Linked DNA regions of Homo sapiens: region 2 is linked to region 1. Evidence: chromatin loops called from intact Hi-C (ENCODE). Cell type or tissue: psoas muscle. All regions are shown on one strand. Links, peaks and the distances in the headings refer to the core of each region. The heading gives the core; the rest is flanking DNA.

Evidence for each region. Hi-C counts contacts between places; a loop is a spot of excess contacts. Peaks named below come from ENCODE experiments on the same cell type or tissue, not always from the same donor. Only the 100,000 strongest peaks of a DNase experiment are listed, where the experiment ranks them.
Region 2: it touches region 1 in a loop (4-fold over the local background); 8 of 110 quality-filtered maps call a loop at or near these places.

Annotation. Positions count from the first base shown.
Region 1 is chr2:216,677,650-216,685,649 of GRCh38, forward strand. It overlaps IGFBP5 (insulin like growth factor binding protein 5), which reads right to left. Exons shown (of 4, transcript NM_000599.4): 2 at 1,201-1,430; 3 at 463-582. It overlaps LOC124900515 (a long non-coding RNA gene), which reads right to left. Exons shown (of 2, transcript XR_007088080.1): 2 at 3,590-8,000. Among named protein-coding and RNA genes, the nearest start is that of IGFBP-AS1, 13 kb to the right of the region's middle. In psoas muscle, for the core only: a CTCF peak has its summit at 4,989 (motif pointing right); DNase peaks (open chromatin) are centred at 2,172, 4,672, 5,012 and 6,462; H3K27ac peaks cover 8,000 bases.
Region 2 is chr2:216,875,984-216,891,851 of GRCh38, forward strand. No RefSeq gene overlaps it. Among named protein-coding and RNA genes, the nearest start is that of TESHL, 13 kb to the left of the region's middle. RefSeq lists an enhancer at 12,755-13,282. In psoas muscle, for the core only: no CTCF peak of the experiment used is centred there; DNase peaks (open chromatin) are centred at 5,018, 5,628, 8,548, 11,398 and 2 weaker places; H3K4me3 peaks cover 1,187 bases; H3K27ac peaks cover 7,819 bases.

The sequences.
Region 1 (8,000 bases), core at 1-8,000:
ACTGCAGGGGTGGGGCCCAGCCATCAGCCATGCCCTCCAGGGATAGGATGCCCTTGGAAATCTAAGAACCATTGCCCAAAGGAGAGCCTGGCTGTGAAGGGACATGAACTGATTTCAGGTGGTTCACAGAGAAAATATGGTTTAAATTCCTGAGTGTGCGGTGCACCAATGATACGTGCTGTGCGATAGTGTTACAGAGTTACCTTTTGCAAGGAATTCATGTAGCTAAGGCGACCTGTGGAAAGCATAGTGGATTACCGCATAGGAGAGAATGAGGAAATGGATTACAGCATAGTAGGGAATGTGGAAAGTCATGATCGTGGTATATGAATGGGTATCTGAGGCCCAGGAAACACTAAGTGGTTAACGGTGGAAACCTTAGGCACTTGCCCAAGGTGGAGTTTCCTGGCAGGTGCCATTTTTGGAGCAGTCTGAGCCTGGAGCTCAGGGCAGGGGACGTACCTGCTTTCTCTTGTAGAATCCTTTGCGGTCACAATTGGGCAGGTACACAGCACGGGGCACCATGCGTGGGCTGGCTTTGAGCTCCTGCAGGGAAGCCTCCATGTGTCTGCGGCAGGGGCCCTGTGTGGACAGGAGGGTGAGAGGCGTGGCGAGACCAAGGGAAAACCACCCAGCTGCGCTGACGAATGGCCCAGGGGGTGGGGGCTGAAGGGTCTCTGGAGGAAAGTCACCACCTTTGGTTCTAATCATCTGCTACCAAAGATCTTTCCTCCCTGTCACCTGTCACGTGCGCTGGGATCATACAAAGCCTGCCTTTGGCCAGGTACGGAGTCATACTTTCTCTTTTGTGTTCCAGTCCACCCCCTCCCCTGCAGCTTTTCTCTTCTGCTGAGTAACAATGTCCAGAGGTGCCCATTTCTAGATGCTCTAGGAGAATATTCAGTCTCTGCCTTGGACTGGACACAGCTGCAGGGCCCAGGTACCTGGTACGTGGCCGCTGGGCTGGCACACACTCTCCTCAAATGAGCACCGCCTCTATTCCCACTTACTTGCACAAGCCCTTGGCCCTGACAAGTGTATGCTCTGGAAACTCTACTCCCACGTCCTAAGCTGAGCCACATGGTGGGCTGTAGGTCCTCTGCTGGGTCTAGTCTAGCACCTCCTGCCGCCATGAATGTCCATTTAGATGCAGGAAAAGGTCAAAAGCTGGGAGGGAATGAGGGAATCCCCGAGATGCACCTGCTCAGACTCCTGTCTCATCTCAGGTGCAGAGATGATCCGGGGGTGGGCAGTGTTCTCGGCTCCCCCGACAAACTTGGACTGGGTCAGCTTCTTTCTGCGGTCCTTCTTCACTGCTTCAGCCTTCAGCTCGGAGATGCGGGTGTGTTTGGGCCGGAAGATCTTGGGGGAGTAGGTCTCCTCGGCCATCTCAGAGGTGGTGGGCTCCTCGTGCTCACGGGAGTCTCTCTCTGCAGGAGAAGGAGCCGGAGGGTCAGCCCCCGTGGGCCAAGGTGCACACGGCCAGAGCCCAGGGCTGGGCAGTTTGGGGTGAGGGGAGTAATAAAGGCTGAAGCAGATGTGTCTCTGCCCTCCTGGAGCACACCCTGAAAGCAGGGGGATAAGAACCAGGAAGCAGAGGGAATGCTCATTTAAGTGGCAGGAAGTTTCTGGCATGCTTGGAGTCAAGCAGAGAGTGCAGGCAGGGAGGCTTCACAGAGGAGGAGAATCGAGAGACTGACAGACTGATGGGTGAGGACGGAGCAGGCCTTCTGGGGGCAGTAAGGAGGAAGGGCAAGGAAAATGGCCTCTGCAAGGATGAAGGTGGCAGCGAGCGGTTTGCTTGCTGGGGGATGGCCAAGTAGATGGGACATGGCTGGAGGTGGGGCTGAGAAGTAGGAACCCGGGAATCTGGGCCCATGGAGGCAGATGACACAGTCAGGGCGTGGACGAGAAGGGCAAAGGCTGTCCTGTTAGTGAGATCTTTGCACTTTCAGAGCTGCTGGATGTTGAGGTCTCTTTGGACCTGGGGAACCTAGGAGGAGGGGGTCCTGGGGTCTGGAGCAGCAGGGTGGTGAGGACCTTCATAAGCGGCAGGAGGAGGGGAGGGGAGAGCCAGAAATGTAGGCCCGGAGGGGACCGGCGTGGGGCCAAGTGGAAGTCGGAGGCCTTGCTCCTGCTCTGGCTCAGAACTGGCGCGGTGCTCGGGGGCCTGGGAGGCTGGGACGTTACTCAGCTCTGGACTGAGAGAGGCCGACAGCTGGCTGAGACCGGGACAGTTATATATAGGAGTGGCTTGCTGACAGTCTATACTTAGCTGGCTTTTGACCTTTAGAGAAGTCAGACTTTGTTGATGTATTTGTTGATCCTTAATTCCACCCGTCCGGCCTTTTCTTGGTGCGCAGTTTTCCCCTAAATTCTGATCTCATAGGCATCCATCCCTGGGTCCCCTTCTCCTCTCAGATCCTTGACCTCCCCCAGCCTCAGAGGAACCAGAATGGGGGAACTTTAGATTGTTGTTTCCAGGCGGGCAGCGTGTGGCCAGGATGCCTCACAGTGGGACCAGATGCAGGGGTGAGTGGAGGTGGGGGGCCCTGTCTTCATTGCCTCCCTCTTTTTTCAAATACTGGAAAGAGAAAATAGAGCTTTGAGTGACCTTAAATAACTGAAATGAGGTGAAAGAAAATTCTGTTCTCCATCTACTCCATGATCACTGGGATGTCCAGGAACAGTGACCGCCAGACATCTGGGATGGGGAACAGAAGAAGTGGGTAGAATTCCAGGAAGTGGGGGTGGGGTGCAAGGAAAGAGAAGCTTTTTTGAGAAGACGCTGTTTTATGCCTCTGGGCAGGTATAGAACCTGACTTCTGAGCTTGCAGCCCTGGGCAAGTTCCAGGTGTGAGTTAGGAAAGGCATTTGGACACCTGGCCTAACCTGGGCAGGATGGCAGGTGGCAGGAAGCACCCAAGCATCTGTTTCTCTCTTGGCTCAGGATTTGTCAAGTCTAATGAAATAGGTATCTGGTCTTTAAGGCCTTGGCAGAGAAGGTCCCTGCCCTAAAGAAGCCTCCAAAGGTTCGCAGCGTTCCTGGTGGTGAGTTGCTTTGGGTATTTATTCACAGGAAAGGAAGGGACGTAATTACTGGAGAGGAAGATGATGACTTGGGGAAAGCAAATAGCAAGGTGGTGGGTGGGCTCTCCCTAAATAAAATTCAACCTGAGAATCCTGGTACCCCTTCTGGACTCTCACCCCCTCTTCCCAGTCATGTCTTGATGTCCCAGTACCTCGATTCTGCTCTATCAGACCCTGCTGTGACGACTCATCAATAGGGTGACATCTCTGGTAGGTGGAATGCAGGATTCTAGGGATTAGTTAAAAGGGTCATGTTCTGGGGTAAATTGACTTTTCTTGGTTGTAGCGCAAGTGAGATTGGCAGGAGGAAGGGAGAAGCATGGCTGGTTTGGGGACTTTGTACAAATTGAAAGGCTGGGGCTCCGTTATCTAGTAACACAGGCCTCACGCCAAGGCTCAGATCTTGGAGAAGAGGGAGTAGGGAGAGGGAGTGCTAACCATTGCACAGAAGGGCTTTTGGGCACGTCTTATGGAGGGACTGGAGCCGTGCCACTCAACCTCAGCATCACCACGCATTTTAATCCTCAAAAAGTAGTTGACTACTGTAGGGGGAGGGGCAGACAGGATATGGTGGCTACTGAAAGCCTGGAGGGGGTTCAGATTGGAGAAGCCTGGACCCCTTCCTCAATCAAGATTGTAACTGGATAAAGTGAGGGCAGGTGGGGGAGTGGGCTGGCTGCTGACCAGCGCATGCGTCTATGCGTCTCCTTCAGTGGGCTGCCCCAGCCTGGCCTGGAGAGCCAACACATTGTCACCTCTTCAAGGGGAGACAGCCTGGGAAGCTGGCTTCTCTCCTGTGGCTGGTGTAGCAGTTCCTGGAATCCTTTCCGTAGGCCATTTAGTCCATCCCCCTGTGTCCAAGCAGAAATAAGCATCTATCTCTCTAGTTCTTAAGGACATCTGAAATGGGGGTGCCATTCCATCCTCCTCTGGCTACCTGTTGGGGGAGGCTCTGTCCATTTGGTCAGAGGGTGCCCTTTTCCAGCTGTCATTTTAGCTTATTCTCTCTTTGGCCTTGGGGGACACAGAAGCATGGTGGCCCACAGCCTTCCCTCAACAGCTCTTCTCAAGACCTTTCACCTTTTGGGACTTTTTCTAAGAAGTGCTGTGGGCTGTCCTTAACCTTGAGTCACCCTTTCTGGGAGGGGGATGGGGCTGTTGACAACGGTTTGATAAACCTTGGGGTAAATTTATTTTGACCTCTCTTACTCTTTTCTTTGAAAGTGTTCAAGTACTGCCCCGGGGCCAAGCAACCATGATACTGGCATACAAAATGTAGATTCTTGTATCTCTCTTCATTTAAGGAACTCAAAATGCTTTTGCAAACTCTCTCCTTTTCCCAGCCTCCCCAAGGCAAGTCTCCTGAGGGCACACCTTCCCCAGCTTTGCAAGCTTTTTGGCTGCTTCTGAAGAGCAGGCTTAACATTTTGATGTGCCTCCTGGTTTCTGGTGCCACTTAACCCCATGGGACCTATTCCTTAGGCAGCAGCAGAGTCCAGTGTCGAAGATACTAATCAGGGTCTTGTGGTCACCTGTAGGCTCCAGAGAGACAGCGGAAACTTGGAGGGGAGCCAGGGCAGAGCCATGGAGATTAAAGGGCTGGAAAGTAAGACTGGAGCTGAGTGCCAGAAGCAGCCAGCCCGACTCAGCTGCTCTGTGGCTGAGTCATAAATAGGCTTTCAATTGTGGAAGGCTTTGCGTTTTAGATAAAACAAGAAGGAACAAGTAGACTGGCTACTCTGGAGCTATTTCATCAAGAGAAAATGAACTGAGGTTGCAGAAGGGATCTAGGCAGGATACCCGGGAGGACTTCCTGGTGAAGATTGTTCTGCACGTGAACAGCAAAAGAACTCAACAGTCTGCTCTGGAACCTGTTTGACAAACAGGTCAATATCTCCATGTGGCCAGCAGAGGGCGTGGGAGACTGACACCCACACAGCATGGGCACACTTCTAGGGACTGGAAGCGTTTTTTGTTTTTTTTTTTTGAGACAGAGTCTCCTTCTGTCGCCCAGGCTGGAGTGCAGTGGCGCGATCTCGGCTCACTGTAAGCTCCGCCTCCTGGGTTTACGCCATTCTCCTGCCTCATCCTCCCGAGTAGCTGGGACTACAGGCGCCCGCCACCATGCCCGGCTAATTTTTTGTATTTTTAGTAGAGATGGGGTTTCACCGTGTTAGCCAGGATGGTCTCGATCTCCTGACCTCGTGATCCGCCCGCCTTGGCCTCCCAAAGAGCTGGGATTACAGGCGTGAGCCACCAAGCCCGGCCTGGAAGTGTTTTTAAAATCTGGAATTTGGAATTGAGAGCGGTGGCTCATATCTCTAATCCCAGCACTTTGGGAGGCCAAGGTGAGTGGATTGCCTGAGCCCAGGAGTTCGAGACCAGCCTGGACAACATAGTGAAACCCCGTCTCTACAAAAAAAACACAAAAATTAGCTGGGCATAGAGGCGTGCGCCTCTAGTCTGAGAAACTCAGGAGGCTGAGACCGGAGGATTGCTTGAGCCCGGAAGGTGGGAGGTTGGAGGTAGGAGGTTGGAGATTGGAGGTTGAGGCTGAGGCTGAGGTGAGCCATGATTGCTCCACTTTGATAGCTCCACTGCACTCTAGCCTGGGGGACAGAGTGAGACCCTGTCTCAAAGAAAAAATAAATCTGGAATTTGGGTGCCTCCCTCTCCTACTTCTGCAATAATCATTCAAATAAATCCCTTCCTTCTGTTTGTGTGTCTGCAGGATATATTTAAAGAGTCAGGGAGACAAACAAGCGAGGCCCGGAGAGAACCCATGTGTGGGAGAGTGAAGGCAGGTGAGGGAGAGGGGAACAGGGCTTGTTTGTGCATGGCATTCTGCTGTTTCTGTAACCTCCAACTGGAAAATGATCCAGGAAGGAAGAGAGACATATTCCAGACTTCCCCGCCCATGAGATGCTGTTCTGAGAGGTTTTTGCAGAGGATGGGAAATGTGGAATGCTCAGCATCCATTTCTCCTGCTGGGATCTATGGAGGCCAGACCTTACCTTCATAACCCTATTCAATGACTAAGGGAGGGGATGATGATAATATTATCTGGATACAGTATTTACCTTTGGGGTGGGATCTAAATCTCTGGCTTCTATATAATACCTCCAGTCCTTCCCACTGGCTCTCCAATGCCTCTGGCCCCTGCCACATTTGGGTGGCCAACTCAGTCCTCTTTCATTCATAAGGAGTTCCCCATACACCCCAGTGCAGCAGCATCCACAGAGGCACACACAGTACATCAGCCTCTCCCCATGGTAACATGAACACGTGTTTGAGGATTGCACCATCCTCTATGTCCTGGCAAACACAGAGAGTGTCATGATGCAAGCCCAGCTGCTACAGACCCAGAGGCATCTTAGGGTGAGAAATACTCCATGCTGCACAATTGCACAACGCATGTACCCTGCCCAAGCTCAACCACTTTCTCCAAACCTGCCCTTTTGCCACGGCTGTTCTCTTCCAGTAGAGTCTGAAGGGTTCTGACTCCACCTTGCTTGCTGGTCACAGCAATGGATGGATCCAGGAGACCTGCCTGCCTAAAATCTAAACCCCCCGCCCCCGGACCTCTTAGCCACACCCCGGTGCTATTAACAGCCTGTTCCTGGGCTGGTGTTAGTTTATCACTCTATCTCACTTGACCTAATAATCAATTGTAAGAGAAAACTAGGTGACCCAGATATTGTGCCTTAGCTTACAAAAATCGAAGAAACAGAGGCATCCTTGAAATTCACAGTCCAGGAAGAGTGTCGGGCTTTGCCAGGCCACCCAGACCTGGGGAGATTCTCCCATCTCCTTTTCTAGACAGAAGATAAGATGAGGACGCCTAGAATCTCTCTACAAAGAATGAAAAAGGGAGCTGAATTTGTTCTGGGTTTCATTCTAGTCCCCCCTGTGGAATTTAAACAGCCAACTTCTTACGGGCAGAGCTTTGTCATTTCTCTTTGTCTCACCAGCATATAGTATTCAATAAATAACCTTTAAATGGAGAGATGTGTAAATCTGCCCAAGAGGCAAAGAGAAGTAGGTCTGGAAGTATTTCTGTAATATAAGCTGGGGCTTAGAGCCCAGTGCATGCCTTGGGAGGTTATCTCATCCATGCTCCTGCCCTGGAGCAAGATAACCCTGCCGCAGGGCACAGGGAAGCAGACAGATGAGCGTCATGGGTGTGAGAAACAGCAGGGGTGCTCCTGGATTCACTGGGCTTCTCTTTGGCCTAAGGCTACTATATATTAATGTACTACTTAGGCCAGGCATGGTGGCTCACGCCTGTAATCCCAGCACTTTGGGAGGCCAAGGAGGTTGGATCACAAGGTCAGGAGTTCGAGACCAGCCTGGCCAACATGGTAAAACCCTGTCTCTACTAAAAATAAAAAATCAGCCAGGCATGGTGGTGTGTGCCTGTAATCCCAGCTGCTCGGGAAGCTGAGGCAGGAGAATCACTTGAACCTGGGAGGCGGAGGTTGCAGTGAGCCAAGATCGTGCCACTACATTCCCCCCTGGGCAATAGTGTGACAAAAAAAAAAAAAAAAGTATATATTTAATATGGTAGCCACTAGCCAATGTGGCTATTTAAATAAATATTAAATAAAATGAAAAATTCAGCTCCTCAGTCACTCTAGCCATATTTCAAGGACTTCGTGGCCACATATGGACATTGCAGACCTGCAACGCTTCCATCATTGCAGAAAGTCCTGGTCAGTGCTGGCCTGACGGCACTGACTTGTGCCTGGGTATGGATGAAAATACTGAGGCCCAGTCTAGAATGTTCTGCAGTCCCCCTCCTCCCTTGCCAACCCTAGGTCCCTAGCCAACTTGCAGCCACCAGCCCCTCCCTACAACACAAGGCTGGTGGAAGCATGAGGGATTGGCTGTTCACTGTTTGAAAAAATGTA
Region 2 (15,868 bases), core at 3,621-11,620, 200 kb after region 1:
AATTGCTTTTCAGAGAGGTTTCATTGACCTGTAGTCCCATCAGTAGTGCGAGAGAGCATTAAAGGTGAACTTTGGCAATGACCTGGCATGGGTGACTAAGAGAGATTGTAAACTCTTATTGCTTAGAGGACTTTTAGCACAGTGGAGGCCTCTATTTATTTGGGGTAGGTTAGAGCACTATTCTATGTGAATAGAAAATGTATGAAGGACATTCATTCTGGATTCCTTGTCTTCCCTGGATTCTAAAAGTACTTCTTTATAGTATCAGCTGAAATAAGCATATACAAAACACATAAAATAGATTCTTCAAAGATAATTCCAATTTGAGATATTTAATAGAGTTTTCAAAGCTTCTGAATTTACCATCCCATCATTACACCCTTATTTTCTGTGTATCCATGTACTAAATGGGTTACCAGGTGTTCCATGTTCAAATTTCTAAGATTATGTGGGAAATGATAACCCAGATACATATTAGAACTCTTGGAATTTTAATTTACATGACCAAGCACCTTGTAGAAGTTCTGACAGTTGATTGACAGAATTGGAGCCCAGTTTCCCTTTGTCCCTTTTGTTTCCCAGGAGTTAAACTAGAAAATCACAGGAAAAGATTAAAAAATGGAGATCAAGAGAAAGAGGGAAAAACAAAGACCAGAATAAACATAATTTCTATTCATCCCCTGGATTAGTGAGCACAAGCCATGCTTCTTGATTCGAGCTCAGGTGAAGGGTGAAATGCAGCCACATCTATATTTTCCAATGCCTTATCTGTCTTCCTTTTTGGTCTCTTTGCTTGTTTTATTTTATAGGCTCAACGCACCTTCATATCTATTATCAACAATAAATGGGCCTGGTATCATTGGAAACGTGAAAAATAGAACGTAAGAACTTTCAACCCCCCAAGTAAACCCTGGCTCCTCCATTATCTCTGAGGTTTCCCATAAGATCTCTTAAAAGTTTGTTGTTTTCCAATGCGAACACATCACACACTGGGGCCAGTTGTAGGGTGGGGAGCAAGGGGAGGGAGATCATTAGGACAAATACCTAAGTCATGTGGGGCTTGAAACCTAGATGACAGGTTGATAGGTGCAGCAAACCACTATGCACATGTATACCCATGTAATAAACCTGCACGTTCTGCACATGCATCTCAGAACTTAAAGCAAAAAGATAAAATAAAAGTTTGTTGTTTTCATGGAAGAGTTAGGTGAACTAATTTCCAAACCAGTTGATCACCACCAGTGTCCAAGACAGGCCATTCCTCCAGAGCACCAGGTGGGGCTGTTGTGCTACTCAGTCCTGGCACCAGTCTCTTTCCAAGAAGAATATGAATATGGACATATATACCCAACCATCCAGAAACAAGGTTCTTAGTTCGTACCAGTCACAAGAGCAGGATGTTTGAAATTGGTATGGTCTTAGGGTTTCCAGAACTATGGGGGCCAGTGGAGCATGGGGGAAAAATGCAGTGTCCATTGCACTGTGTTCCGTTGCCTCCCCAGGCTTCTCCTTTTAAGCACAACAACTCGCTGAAAGTGTTTTGTTTCATGATGAGGTCTGCAGATAAAATAAGTGAAAAATGAAGCCCTCCTAAAGTAATAAAGAGGGAGCACCTTAGGAAGAAGAGACACAGACAAAACCTCTTTGCCGCAGTATGGCTTACATTTCAGGTTTCCCAATCTCCTGGGAGTTTTATTCACTGATATTTTCCAAGAACCTAGACCCGTGGCCAGAACAATAGATGATCAATAAATACGTGTTGAACAAAAGAATGGCTCCAGTTCCAGGGCTAGTCCTGGCCACTCTTTGATCACTTGGTCCCTCTGTGATTTCGTTTCCTCATCTGTTAATGTCTGATAGTGGGTGAGAGGAGAGGGGAAGGTTGTAATAGCCAGTCCCTGAGATCCTTTCTATTTGGGATGGTGCGTGGTTTCCATTTTCAAGGTCCTAGTTGGTTAAGTGACTTAAGTAGGTATCTTCTTTACTGTTTCCCAGAATAAACTAACCCATATAGGAAAGAGAACAGTTCCATTCCTGAGTATGGGCATCAGAGTATGAGCAAGTTGAATCAAAATAGATCTCTTTCAATTTTGGCTTTGCCCTCTGTTAATTTCAAGCTGTCCCTGAAATTCATATACATGGCGGTAATATGGTTCTAGTGTTTCCGTAGGTGAATAAACTTAATCCCATCTCTGTAAGGCAGCCTCTAGTTTGGCCTGGCCGGTGTTCCTTTCTGTTTGCTTTCTGTTCCTCATTATGCTTTCCACTCCTATCAGTATCACTTAGCAATGCTTCCTCACCTTGGCAGTGGCAGTTCCTTCCAGTAACAGCCAGGGATACCAGTTTGCAATTTTGTCAACACTTGTAGAACTAGGTCCATTGTTCTCCCCCGGAAACACCATCGGCCATCATCTGGTTCAGGGGTTTGGGTCCCAGCATGGTGAGCCCTCCCCTTCAGCACCAGCAGAGAAGCAGCTCCTTTTCTAAGGGCTGCAGGTCAGCTCTGTGAGTGTCTGCCTTCAAGCTTTTAAGTTTTATAATTCTAATGCTCCCTTATAATTGCTACCTTATAATAGCTCCCTTATAATTGCTACCTCTTCAATACCTTAATAATATCCCCTTTAGCCTTTTCTGTTCCTAATACTGTTAATAATTCTTTATATTAAATTCTCTCTGTTAAAATAACTGGTGTGGTTTGTTGCCTAAGACTAGATCCTGACTGATATATGCCCTGGAACAAGGGAGCCAGGGGTTACCCCATGAGGTCATAGGTTCCTGGGCATATCAGTTTTTCTGCTTATATGCAAGTGAAGTGGCTCTAGCAGGCCAAAGTTAGCCCTCCAAAGAAGAGTCACCCATAGGGGTCGCTTGGGAAGAGAAAGTGCAACAAAACTGGAGGAGTGTGCAAAGAACCTCCTGGGGGATCTGCACAGAGATGGTGGTTTCAGCTATGTGAACATATAAAAAGCCAACTTACCAACCGACAGGCTGCAAGGGCCAGATGGGTGATTCAGGCATGGTGCTTTGGGAGTTCCAGGAAGGGAAATGTCAATAAAATTAAGGAAAATCAGAAAGTTGCTCAGAGGAGGTTATGCTGGAAAGATAGGGCTTTTCAGGCTGGAAAACTAGTCACAAGCATGGTCAAGGCAATTCCAGGGGCACAGATCACTTTAGGGAGCCTCATACACAAGGCCAAGGAACTTGGCTTTGCTTCTGTGTGGGCATCTTACCATGATATTGCCCTCAAAAATCATACTATATATATGATTCAGTCACTGTGTACACCACCCAGAAGGCCCCAGGAATAAGTCAGGGTTGAGACAAAAAGATTTGTTTGCTAAAGAAAGGGACTCGCCTTTCCCGCACTAGCTTTAGATGATCCTGAGATGGCACCCTGTCTGTGGGCTTTTCCGAGAAGAGACATCTGACTTGGTTTAAATTTTAGCGAAATCTGCAGTTGATAATAGGATGTCAGACAGTAGGAGGAGTGTTGATGGGTGATCTGCAGAGTGCTGGTCATGACATTTGGCTTTCCATCCCCTTTGGCTTTCCACCCATGCTGTCTTGATTTCTTTAGTGAAACAACTAAGCAATTGGACACACCTTGTCTGAATGCCTACTCCATATCTCTCCCAGACCCAGCTGGGGATAGTATGCATCATCTCCTTTACATAATAGATTTTCCAGGATGGTCCCAATTGAAAATATGTTGGTTTCAGAGTATCCACGTATGCAAGAGCTGCTAATTCATGCCTCAGTATTAACAATATGGCTCTCTCAACTTTTAAATAATAGAAGTAATACATTGGCCTTAAAAGCCAAGAAAATTGGTGCAGCTCCAAATAAAAGTAGTAAATATATTCAGCCACAAAGTCACAGTGGCTTTGTTGCACAACATCAAAAGGCACAGGTTCTTCCCTCAAGGAGCCTGTGGTTTAGTGGGTGAAGCTTCCTTGTCTTGCCTTATGATTTGGTGTTTTGCACGCCAATGTAGGCAGCTATCATAGAGGTAGGAACAGGTGAGCGATCCCCATCTTTCCTTTGGTCCTGTGGGTAAAGGGGAAAGGAAGGGAAGAGGGCAAATAAAGTGTGTGATGATGGGGGGACTGATTGGAAAAATAGGAGGTTTGCTGGTTTCCCCCTGTTGGTGATTGGACCTAGCAGGCATGGCCCTCCTGGAAGGAATGAGGCTTAGAGAGTGAAAGCAGGTGTGCAGGAGGCTGCTGAATCACTTGGGAGAAGTGAAGTCCCCACTGTGACTCTTATCTCCAAACCCCACTTGCTCAGCGTGGACAAGGGTTCAGGATGAGATTCTGCATCTGTCCTCAACTGGGCATTACGGAATGTGTAACTACCAAAGGGGTAGAGGAAGGTGGAGGTGGAGAAGTTCTACAGAAAGAAGAACGTGAAGGCAGAAGCAGAGGGACAGCAGGAAGAGAAGAGAGGGTTCAGGAGGCAAGAGGAAAGGGGCAGGAGGCCTGGAAGACAAGGCCAGCACCAGAGGGCCTTGGTTCCCTGCCTCCCGGGGCAAAGACATCCGGGGTGGACCAGGAACCTTTGCTCCCTTTTGTCCTTACCAGCCCTGGAGAAGCACATCAACCCCCCAGGCTGTCCAGGCCCAGAGTGGGCTTTGGGAAGAAGGCTTGGAAGGAGATTTATTGGAAGGCCTGGGGGCTTTCCCTAGGCTGCAGAAATCATTTGAGGGCTGGGGAAAGATAGGTCTCAGGCCCCTTCCTGCCTCCAGGAGCCTGGCCTGCCTGGCTGCTGGCCACAAGAGCAGGGCCCATTTCCCCTCCCCACTGCACACCCCACAAGCCAGTCATCTGCCTTTTTTTCCCTCCCCCTTCTGCTTCCCCACCCCTTCAAGTTCTCAGAACTGGCTCCCATTAGATTCCAGGAAATGGCTGGTGCAACTTTGTAACCAAATCCGCTCAAATCCCTTTGTATATCTTTTCTGCTCCCTCGCCCCCTCCTTGGTGTCCTTCATGGCTGTGTCCGGTTACAGAGTAGGGACCGGCCAGGGCAGGCTGGCCCTGGCACATGCAGTCAGATCTGAGTCAGGCAACAGCACCCAGGGCCAAATTGTGGCAAAGCAAAGTGAGCCCTTCAAGTCTGGGGGACCCTGGACCTTTTCCCGCTCCACCAAGAATTTATCTGTGCAACGCTGGGCATGTTATTTTTCCTCTGGGGATCTCAGCTTTTCTCACCTGCAATGTTAGGAGAACCTGCCTTTGGCCAGCTCCAAGATTTATTGGTGACGGTCAAGTGGGAGAAAGCACATGTGTCTGGCAGGACACCTGGAGGACAGAGGGGGGTTCTGACTGAGCAACTTCTGTGTGGAGACCCAAGACCCCGAGAATTCTAGCCCAGGCAGGGGTCTGCCCATCTCTCACTTGTGGGACCCTGAGGCTGTCATTTGACAGCAGAAATAGTGATGCGGTGTAGGCCTTCTGCTTGCAGGGACACTTCTTTCTCAGAAAAATTTGTGGAGTTTTACAAAGCCTTGGTGTGGGTGCCAGAGATCTTGCTAGCAATTCAGAGGGCAGGCACTGAGCCTCTAGCCAGGGCTCCCCACTATGATTTAGGCCAAGGCTGGGATCAGGCAACAGGTGGCTTCCGGTGCAGCCTGGGTGACTGATTCTGGCCAGGGCAGCATCTAGAAACCTGTCGGGGAGATGGTTGTGGACAAGATTCTATTCTGGGAGGACACCAGAGTGTCCCAGGCGAAAGGTGGCCAGCTGAGGTATTAAAAAAATGGATCAAACATCTACAGAAATAAAATTCTGCTTAAATCTTAAGTCTGGGGAAGAGGCAAAGAGAAGAAAGCAGACAGGAGGAAAATGAGGGAAAGTTGACAACTAAAAAAGTCTTCAGACATGTATTTAGGGGTTTAGATGTAAGTGGATGTTCAAAATGAAGTCATCTGTGTAATCCAGTGTCCAGATGAATGGGAAGAACAGAGCTGGCACCAGCTAGGTTCCCAGGTAAAGCCTGGTGTTCTTTTCCCTTCCATGGATTCAGGGAACTTCACTGAGAAAACGGGCTAGCTGAAAAATTGCTTAGGGCGGGTGTGGCGGCTCACGCCTGTAATCCCAGCACTTTGGGAGGCTGAGGTGGGTGGATCATTTGAGGCCAGAAGTTTGAGACCAGCCTGGCCAACATGGTGAAACCCTATCTCTACTAAAAATGCAAAAAGTCAGCCGAGTGTGGTGGCGCACACCTGTAATCCCAGCTACTCGAGAGGCTGAAGCAGAATTGCTTGAACCTGGGAGGTGGAGATTGTAGTGAGTTGAGATCGTACCACTGAACTCCAACCTGGGCGACAGAGTGAGACTCCATCTCAAAATAAAAATAAAAAGAAAAAAAGAAAAAGAGATATCACTTAGTCCACCCTAAAATGAGGAAAGTGGAGCCCAGGAGGTCCCATACCTCAGTGCCTATACCCCCCTAGACTGTGGGGAGAGAGGTGGCCATCACTCCTCATTAGGGGATTTCTTGGAATTAGGTTCTCTGGAGTAATGAAGGAGATGGATTTGAGGAATAGCCTAAGGATGAGGCTGGGGAGGGGCTGGACAGGTAGGTTTCATCAAGGGCCTACGGCAGCAGTTCTCAAAGTGTGGTGCTCGAACCAGTGGCATCAACATCACCAGGAAATTTGTTAGACATACAAATTCTTAGTCCCTTCCTGACCTGCTAAAGCAGGACCTGGGGTGGGGGCCCGCCACCTGTGTTTTAGAATCACCCCCAGGTGATTCTGATGCTCTCTAGAGTTGGAGAACTGCCAGCCTCGGGTACTCAGGTGGGGCATGTCAGGAGGCTCAGTGCCGTCTTGACTGGAGACCATTTGAAACCCACAAAGGAGGCTCCTGAGTGAACTCTTTCTGTTCTTCCCTTCCCTCTCCATCAGCTACAGTGTTCTTGGGTCTCCTTCCAGCTGGGCACATCCCATAGCCACCCCTCTTGGGCCACAGCCTTATCTGCTTGTCCCAGATAAACAGTGAATTGGCCTAATCAGTCTGGCTGGACTGGCTGGCTCCAGGGAGGTCTGCTGGTGGTGCCACTAACAGGAATGGAGCCACTCACACGGCTGACCCCCTTCCCCACCCCATAGGCCCTGTCGCCACCGCCATCTCTCGTCTAGGAAATGCCAGGCCTCGGTTGCACTTTCCCTCCTTTGCTAATCAACCCTCAGCAACTTTATTCCCAAGACAGATAAGGGGTGACTATCTAGGGCTTCTGTAAAAATCACCATGGTCAAAGCCTCTGTCAAGATCAGGCTGTCTTCTGGGCGGCTGCTGAAGGAAAGAAAGAGGAATTGAGCCTGCCCCCAAACTTAACAATATGCATTTGCACCTCTCAACAATCTTGCAAGAGAACAGACACTTGGAATTGCTGCAGATGATCTGCCTTCACTAAGGATTCTGACTGGCTTTTGGCTACTGCCTTGCTTGTTATAATGGATGGTTAAGTGAGTTAATAGGGTGCGTTTTCCCCACATTACAAAGAAGCAGAAACGGGCTCAGAGACGTTTGCTGACTTTCTCCAGGCATTAGAATTACTCAGTGGAGTAAGCTTCTTGGCTGGGGCTGGGACCCAAAGCCACATTCCTGGTGGTGTGGCAGGAACCAGGGCTCATGCCCATGAAGGCCCATCTGCGAGGGAGGTCGGCTGGTGGACCAGACGTGCCTCCCGGATGTTTTTCCCAGGCTCAGCCTGTGTGGCATGAAGGATGGGTTAAAGGGATTTTTAATCCTGGGGAAAATGACTGTCATTCAGGGCTGGCTCAAAAACTGGTAAAGTGTGCTGTGTGTGGAACTAAGCCACAGGGCCAAAAAGCACAGAGGGGTTTTCATGAGCTCTTGGGCAGCAGCTCTGAGGTGAGGTGGAATTGTGGGCTGGGAGCAAGGGATGGCAGGGGCTGTCAGAGGGGACGTTCAGATTGCGTAGCCACTAACACAGTGCTTGTTCTGGGCCACCCCTGCTCTGCTACCAGCTGTGGTTCCTTTTCCTTGCTGGGTCTCAGTTTTCTCCTTCATCTGCCTCCCTTCTCCAGAACTGGGAGGCAGGCAGACCTGAGTGTGTGAAGAGTATCTGGCAACTGCCAAGTTCATGGAGAAGCCAGAGGACTATTATTAGGGAAGAGTAGTTTAGGAGATGGTTGTACGTCTGGAGGGGCCAGAGGCAAAGGCTGGAGCCCTCTGTGTGTGGCAAATATGTTTTTCTTCTTATGGATCAGATGAACCTTTCTGGGCAGAGCCTCAGTAGAGAGCAGAGGGGCCTTCTGTGGCTGAGGCCAGCAGTTGCTGAAGCCCTATCCCTCAGCTGCTTGACACCTCTCTCAGTACCTCCCAAGGCACCTTGGAGGATCCCTGGTGGCCCAGTGGGACAGTTTAGAAGTCCCTGGAGAAGGCTAATTAATCTGCCAGTTCTTAGGTCATCTGGAGTCCAGGAGCTGTGTCTCATTGTGAGCTCTCTGGAGGCTCCAACCGCTCTCTCAGGAGCCTGGCCAGAAACAAGTTGTCCAGGGCCTGCTTGTTTGCGGAGCCTGGGCTATTGCTCCACAGCACTGGGCTTGGCCCCTGTGACAAGAGAAACCCAGGCAGGAGCTCTTACCCCATGCAAGTGCCACTGGGGGATTAATTTCTCTTTGGGACTTGGGGGTTGTGGCCAATGCAGAGAAGCAGCAGCTGGGCTGACAGGAGTAGCTACATTTCTGGATCAGCCTTCCCCCTCCTCTGATTTCCCCTATTCAGGTCTCAGGAACCCAGACGTTGAAGTAATATTCTTGTGAGCAGTGGCGAAATCATACCAGTTTGGAGCAACTCGATTCTTGCCTTTCCAGAGGAAATAACTCGACTGAGGGGCATAAGGCAGAGGGAGAGACTGAGGCAAGTTTTAGAGCAGGAGTGAAAGTTTATTAAAAAGTTTTAGAGCAGGAATGAAAAGAAGTAAAGTACACTTGTTAGAGGGCCAACAAGCAACTTTAGAGGTCCAAGTGCCCTGTTCTGTCCTTGACTTGGGGTTTTATACCTTGGAAGGTTCCAGAGTTTGCACTTCTTCTCCCCTGATTCTTCCCTTGGGGTGGGCTGTTAGTGAGAGGTGACAGCCTACTGGCAGCTGTCGCAGCCCTTGGCACCTCCTCGGCCTTGGCGCCCACTCTGGCCGTGCTTGAGGAGCCCTTCAGCCTGCGGCTGCACTGTGGGAGCCCCTTTCTGGACTGGCCAAGGCCGGAGCCGGCTCCCTCAGCTTGCTGGGAGGTGTGGAGGGAGAGGCGCAGGCGGGAACCGGGGCTGCGTGTGGTACTTGCGGGCCAGTGCGAGTTCCGGGTGGGCGTGGGCTTGGGGGGCCCGCACTCGGAGCTGCCGGCTGGCCCCGCGGGCCCTGGGCAGTGAGGAGCTTAGCACGTGGGCCAGCAGCTGTTGTGCTCAATTTCTCGCCGGGCCTTAGCTACCTCCCTGCCGGGCAGGGATCCGGACCTACAGCAGGCCATGCCTAAGCCTCCCCGACCCCGCCCACGCCCCCGCCCCCACCGTGGGCTCCTGCGCGCCTGAGCCTCCCCTAGGGCCGCTGCTCCCTGCTCCAGGGTGCCCAGTCCCATTGACAGCCCAAGGGCTGAGGAGTGCGGGTACATGGTGCAGGACTAGCAGGCAGCTCCACCTGCAGCCCCAGTGTGGTATCCACTGGGTGAAGCCAGCTGGGTTCCTGAGTATGGTGGGGACTTGGAGAATCTTTATGTCTAGCTAAGGGATTGTGAATACACCAATTGGCACTCTGTAGCTAGCTGAAGGTTTGTAAATGCACCAATCAGCACTCTCTGTCTAGCTCAAGGTTTGTAAATACACCAATCAGCACTCTGTATCAAGCTAATCTAGTGGGGAAGTGGAGAACTTCTGTGCCTAGCTCAGGGATTGTAAACGCACCAATCAGCACCCTGTCAAAACGGACCAATCACCTCTCTGTAAAACAGACCAATCGGCTCTCTGTAAAATGGACCAATCAGCAGGATGTGGGTGGGGCCAGATAAGAGCATAAAAGCAGGCTGCCAAGCCAGCAGTGGTAACCTGCTCGGGTTCTCTTCCACACTGTGGAGGGTTTGTTCTTTCTTTCTTTGTAATAACTCATTGTTGCTGGCTGTTTGGGTCCATACTTCCCTTATGAGCTGTAAGAACTCACCGTGAAAGTCTGCAGCTTCACTCCTGAAGCCATCAAGACCAATTGGGAGGAACGAACAACTCCAGACGCGCGGCATTAAGAGCTGTAACACTCACTGCGAAGATCTGTAGTTTCACTCCTGAAGCCAACAAGGCCACTAAACCCACCAGAAGGAAGAAAGTCCAGACACGCTGCCTTTTAAGAATTGTAACACTCACCGTGAGGGTCCTTGGCTTCATTCTCGAAGTCAGTGAGACTAAGAACCCACCAATTCCGGACATATTAGGATGCACAGTGGCCTGCCAGCACCTAAGAGGGGTCGTATGTGCAGTGAGTTTACTGAAGTTGTGTACTTGCTCATTTGAGGCATTTTTCCCTTACCAGGCGAGTGTTCCTAGAGGAGGGTCATAGATCAGTTAAAGTTGGCCATTTTGCCTCTGAGAGCTCATGCGTGGGCCCACTCGCCTAACTCCTGAGATCTTATGAGGAAGCTGCTGCTGATCACCAGCTTCAGGTGTTTTCTATCTATGGGGAGACTGCCTTTTCTTGGCACCAGCTGTGACCAGTTATTATCTTAGAGAGACAGTGTAGCAACTGCCTGACAATCACCTGATGGTCACTGGACATTGCTGGTCGGAGGGACCCCTCTCCAGCCCTGCTTGTATCTGCCTGACTACTTGCTCTAACATCCCTACACTGGCTGCCCAGGATGTCAGACTTTCTGGCTCTCCACCTGGGAGCCCAACTCATGTTTTTGTTTTCTTCCATCCGTGAAGCAAGTTTGACAAGCACTACAGCCCATCAGCTCCTGCTGGTGACTCCTGACGGCCATGAGCACCAGGACCCTGAGAAGCCGTGTTTGAAAGGTACCTGGTTTTCTTTGCTTAGCCGTACTTGACTTTTCTTTGAGAAGCACCTGTTTAACATTCCTGGCGATTAGGCTCCACATCAAGTTCTTCCTTATATTGAAATAAAAGCTGTTGTCTCGTAGCATTCTCCACCATGGAGGGTTCTTGTTTGCTGTATGTTGGGTCTCTTTCCTGGTAGAATTTAATCTCCACGAGAGCAGGGACTTTGCTTAATTTAGAACAGTGCTTTGCACACAGTGGACGATAAACATTGGTTTAGTGACGGTATCTAAGTGATCTGCGTGCTGGGAAAGGCAGCCGTTTGTCCCGTGCCTTTCCTCGTGCCATCCCTCTCACCAGGAATGCCCTCCCTGGCTCCTGCTCTCCCCATTCCATGCCTGCTGCTTCTCTCCAAACTCTGAACCAGTCTATGGAGTCTTACTGGCTACCCACCACCTGCCACCATCAGTCCCTGGCCCTGCTCCCTGTGGACACCTACTCTTACTTTATCAGATCCTGCTTGCTTGGCTTTCTTCTTTGGGTGATTTAAGGCGAGCAGGTCCAATTCAGGGAACAGCTTGAATGCTGAACTGTGACTGGCTGACTGTGTTGTTCTGTGATGAGTGCTGCAGACACAGATAGACAAGCACAGCCCCTACCCTTGTGGGTCCACTCAAGGTACTGCCTCAGTGGGATACGGGACCCAGCTTCTACTGGGTCCCAATTTTTAAATTGTCTAAAGTTTCACAAGCTGTTGCCAAACACAGCCGTTTGTCAAATCATAGTTGAACTGCAATGATAAACTCACTATAGACACAAGAGTTTGGCAAAAATTCACAAAAGCGTTCTGTGAGAATCCATTGGTCATACGGAACTTACAATAGAGTGTTGCTTATTTTATTATTAATAAATTGTACATGCCCTTGTATCAGCAACATTTATTTTATATGTACAATCATAGGCTAGAGCCAGGGTCACCGCCATTTGCTGCACCAGCACGCCTGCCTCCTTAGTGCTCTGTGGCCCCCAAGATGCCCTGTTAACTTTCCTGGTTCTCATGGGTCATGCAGATGTTCTCAACCCCTTTCCAACTCTTTCCCAGGAGGGCAAAAGGAGAACAAGTGGAACGGGCAGGTAAAATCCATATGAGCCTCACCTCGCAGGGCATTCTGAGACAACATCTGCTGCAGCTGGGCTGCTAGCTGGCCGGACACTCTTCAGTCACGCTCTGACAGATGGATCCAAATAAATCAGTTCACAGCAGGAAAGGGCTTGGAGAGTTCCAAGTTTGTTGAAACCAGATCTGGTCTGGAGGGACAGAGAGAAGCCATTTCAGAGAGAGCCAGGAGGGACAGGCCTCAGGCCAGATAGGTGCTCCTGCTCAGAAAGGAGCCCAAGAGGCAGTTTCCCGGTGGGACCTTCTACACTTTCCCCAGGAGCCCCTCTTAGCCTCCCCTTGACTGGACTTTTGAGACATTGATGGGCTACATGTGTGTAAGAGCGTGCAGCTGTCTAATTCTTGTGCACATTCCTAGACCTGTAGTGCCCAGGGTCAACATGGCAGTTAAGGGAGGTTTGGAGGGCAGCATGAGCCACTGGGTCAAGTGTGCATGAAATTGACAGGCCTGGGTGCAACTCACCTGCTACTGGCTGGAGAAGCTTGAGGCCCACTGTTGTCCTATCACCAGAGATGAGCTTGGAGAAGACCTTCTGTGTTTAAAGATGTTTCTGTGGATGTCGTGTGTTCCAAGCAGACATTCAGTTGTGCTCTAGCTTATTTCATAGTGCAAAGGATCATAGTTTTCCATCTCTGGAGTTTTCTTTCTGGGTCTGCCACAGTCCCCTGTTTCTGGATCAGAAAACGTGAGAGTAGGGTTGTCTATAACGCGCTTTGGTAACATGTCCCACTACCTCCAATCTGTGTTCTCATGCTGCAGTGGCAGTGTACAAAATCCTTTTGTCTAGTTCAAGTATCTCTAGCTGTGACTACAACACATTCCCTCTTATAACTAAAGAGCCTCTGAACCCAGGGGAGCTTCCTGCTGCTCATGCAAATTTTCTTTTTCAGATTCATGGGAAATACCTAACGCTTCTTTCTCCTGAACGTGGGGACTGCTGTGGATGTTGGCAAGGGAGAGACAGCAGGGGAGGGGTGGATCTGGCCTTGCAGGCAGGTCATTTAGGCTCATGAGGCATCTAAAATGGGGCAGTTGAGCCTTGGATTCAGAGTCTGGAGTCTCAAGAGATGGCAGAGCAGCCCTGGAGAACCAGGTTGGGAGTACTAATTCCAGGCCAGTGCCAGCTTGCTGTCTGTGCTCTTATTGATGTATGGAATCCAGGCCACTGCTCCCTCGCCAGGAGCCATGTGAAATAAACCTGTCTTATTACTCATGCCTAAGCCAGTTTGCTGGGTGCTGATCATTGCCAGAGAGAGGCCAGAAGCCAGCAGGCGAATGGTGTCCCTGACGGAGACTTACTTCCCCGGCTGTCATTGGAGTTGGCTCAGAGGACAGGGTCTCATATCACTGTGCCCTCCCACGATCCCCTTGGCAGTTTCTCCTTTGAGAATTGACCAGGCCAAGCTCAGCCACGCTGACATCACAGAGCCTGGTGGTGCCTGGGGTACTCATGATGGCAATGTCCAAAAATAAACGCTATTGACCGATAATGGTTTGAAATGCAATTTGTCAGGGTGGAAGTGGGCAGGTCTGATGACAGCAGGTGTTGCTAATGGCAGTGAGGGGCAAGATAGATGGGCAAAGGCCATCTGAGGACTTTCCTTCCCTTGCCCAGCACCCTCTACCTGGCGGCTCAGTCTTTTTCTCATTTCTTCCCATAAGGAACAATAATACCATTGCCAGATGGGCATGTCTTCCTATATGGTTTTCAAATTATGTTTCCTTGGAGAGCTGTGCTGAGGATCACCTGAGAGCTTGGGAGAGGGGACTAAGTGGGACTGTAATTGTCATTTTATGCGCTAGGAAGGTGAGACACAGAAGTTCAGTGAGGTGCCCAATTTGTAAGAGGCAGAGCTCGTTCTAGAACAGGATGTTCTGATTCTGGACTCAGAGTTTTTCTCCTCTGTGGCAGGTTTCCTCCTGCCACTCCTCCATGTTATGCCCCATGCTTCACGAAGTGCCCATGGCTTAGGTTAATGCCTGGTAGACCTGATAAACCAATCCATTGTTTTATTAGGAATAGGTAATGTGGATGGTCAAAAAGGAGAGACTTTTGAGTGGATTGCATGGTGACTTTTAATATAGAGTTAGCAGATTTAGCAAATGAAAATATGGATGCCCAGTTCAATTTGAATTTCAGGTAATCAGTGAATACTTTTTTAGTATAAGTATGTCCCAAATATTGCGTAAGACATGCTTTAGATTAAAAATATGAAATTCAAATTGAACTGGATGTTCTGTATTTTATCTGGCAATCCTATTTTAATGACCCCCCAAACTATGCCATGAGAACGTCATTTTCATCACTGCTAAGACCACTCTATATTAGAATATTAGAATTTGCTAGCCAAGGAAGATGACTGAGAAATTAAGGTTGGGAGCTGACTTTCAGGGTGACTTTGAAGTTAATGCTGTATAACTAGGGGTTAGGTGGGGACAGGTTGAACTAATAACCCTAGGACCCTTCCAGTTTATGTGATGACGGCATGTCCAGCCATTAGCTTTTTATCATCCCATAGCTCTTGGATGCTGTATTCTGTTTTTGTTTCACTTTGTTGTGTTTTCTACCCTTTTTTGCCTTTGCGCTTCAGTTTGTTTAATTTCTATTGACCCATCTTCAAGTTCACCAATTTTTTCCTCAGCTGTGTTGAGTCTGTGAAGAGTCAGCCACTGGTTTTAGCAGCAAGAACCAGCTCCATACATGGAATAAAGTTGTAGCTGGAGGAACTGGTCATGAGAAATAACTTCCTATGGTGGAGGATGTGATGTCCTAGAAGAGAAGACTGAGGGAATCTGTGCTCTAAGTCCGCTACAAGGAGTCTTTTGGGGAGTAGGGAGAGAGGGGGAAGGTGGTTCCCGTTTTTTCTAGCTCAAACATTTACTGTGGTTCGGAAGTGAAGGGAGGGGTTTTTCTGCAGTTACTCCTAAGGTGCCAAAGCAGGACCCACCAGGAAACTGGGCAAAGCCTTGAACCCAGTAAAAGATAAATGGGAGATGAAAAATGTTAGAAGGAGTCAAGGTTAGAAAATTTCTAGCCTAAGAAAAAAGTCTTTGTGCCCAGATATGGGGGTAAGGGCTGGATCTGCTGGCTCAAAGCCTCTAAGCACAGCTTTGTAGTGATTACGGTACTGGTTTAGGGAGGCTTGCAAAGTGTCAAGAGGTTAGGTAGGTCCTGGAGGTGATTATATATATTTTAAAGACCGTAAATACCTGCTCCTTTTTGAGTACCCAGCGCTAACACACTGTGGTAGTAACTCCAGTGACTGTAATGTTAAACAGGGCTCAGTCCCTGTTTTATGTAGTTTTTAGTCAAGAAATATTTGGGATCTTCCCCCAGATTTTTGTATTATGCCCCCGCTTTTTTCCTATTATTCATATTTTAGCTTAAATATTAACTATGGTGACAGGCGTTTCCTAAAAGTACAGCCTGCAGTACCTCTTCATTTCACACAGTCCTACTGCAATCATGAAGACTTAGTATTTTTTTGTTTATCTATTGCTGATTGACTATCTCCTCCTTCTTGAATGTGAGTCCCACAGGGAACTGGAGCAGACTCTTCCCTGCTGTATTCCCTTTGCCTGGCAAATAACAGATATTCAATAAAGTTCATTTGGTGAATGAAGAAAAGGAAAATTATCTGACTAGAGTTTTGTTGTGATAGAATGAGCTAACATTTGATCTAAAGAGAA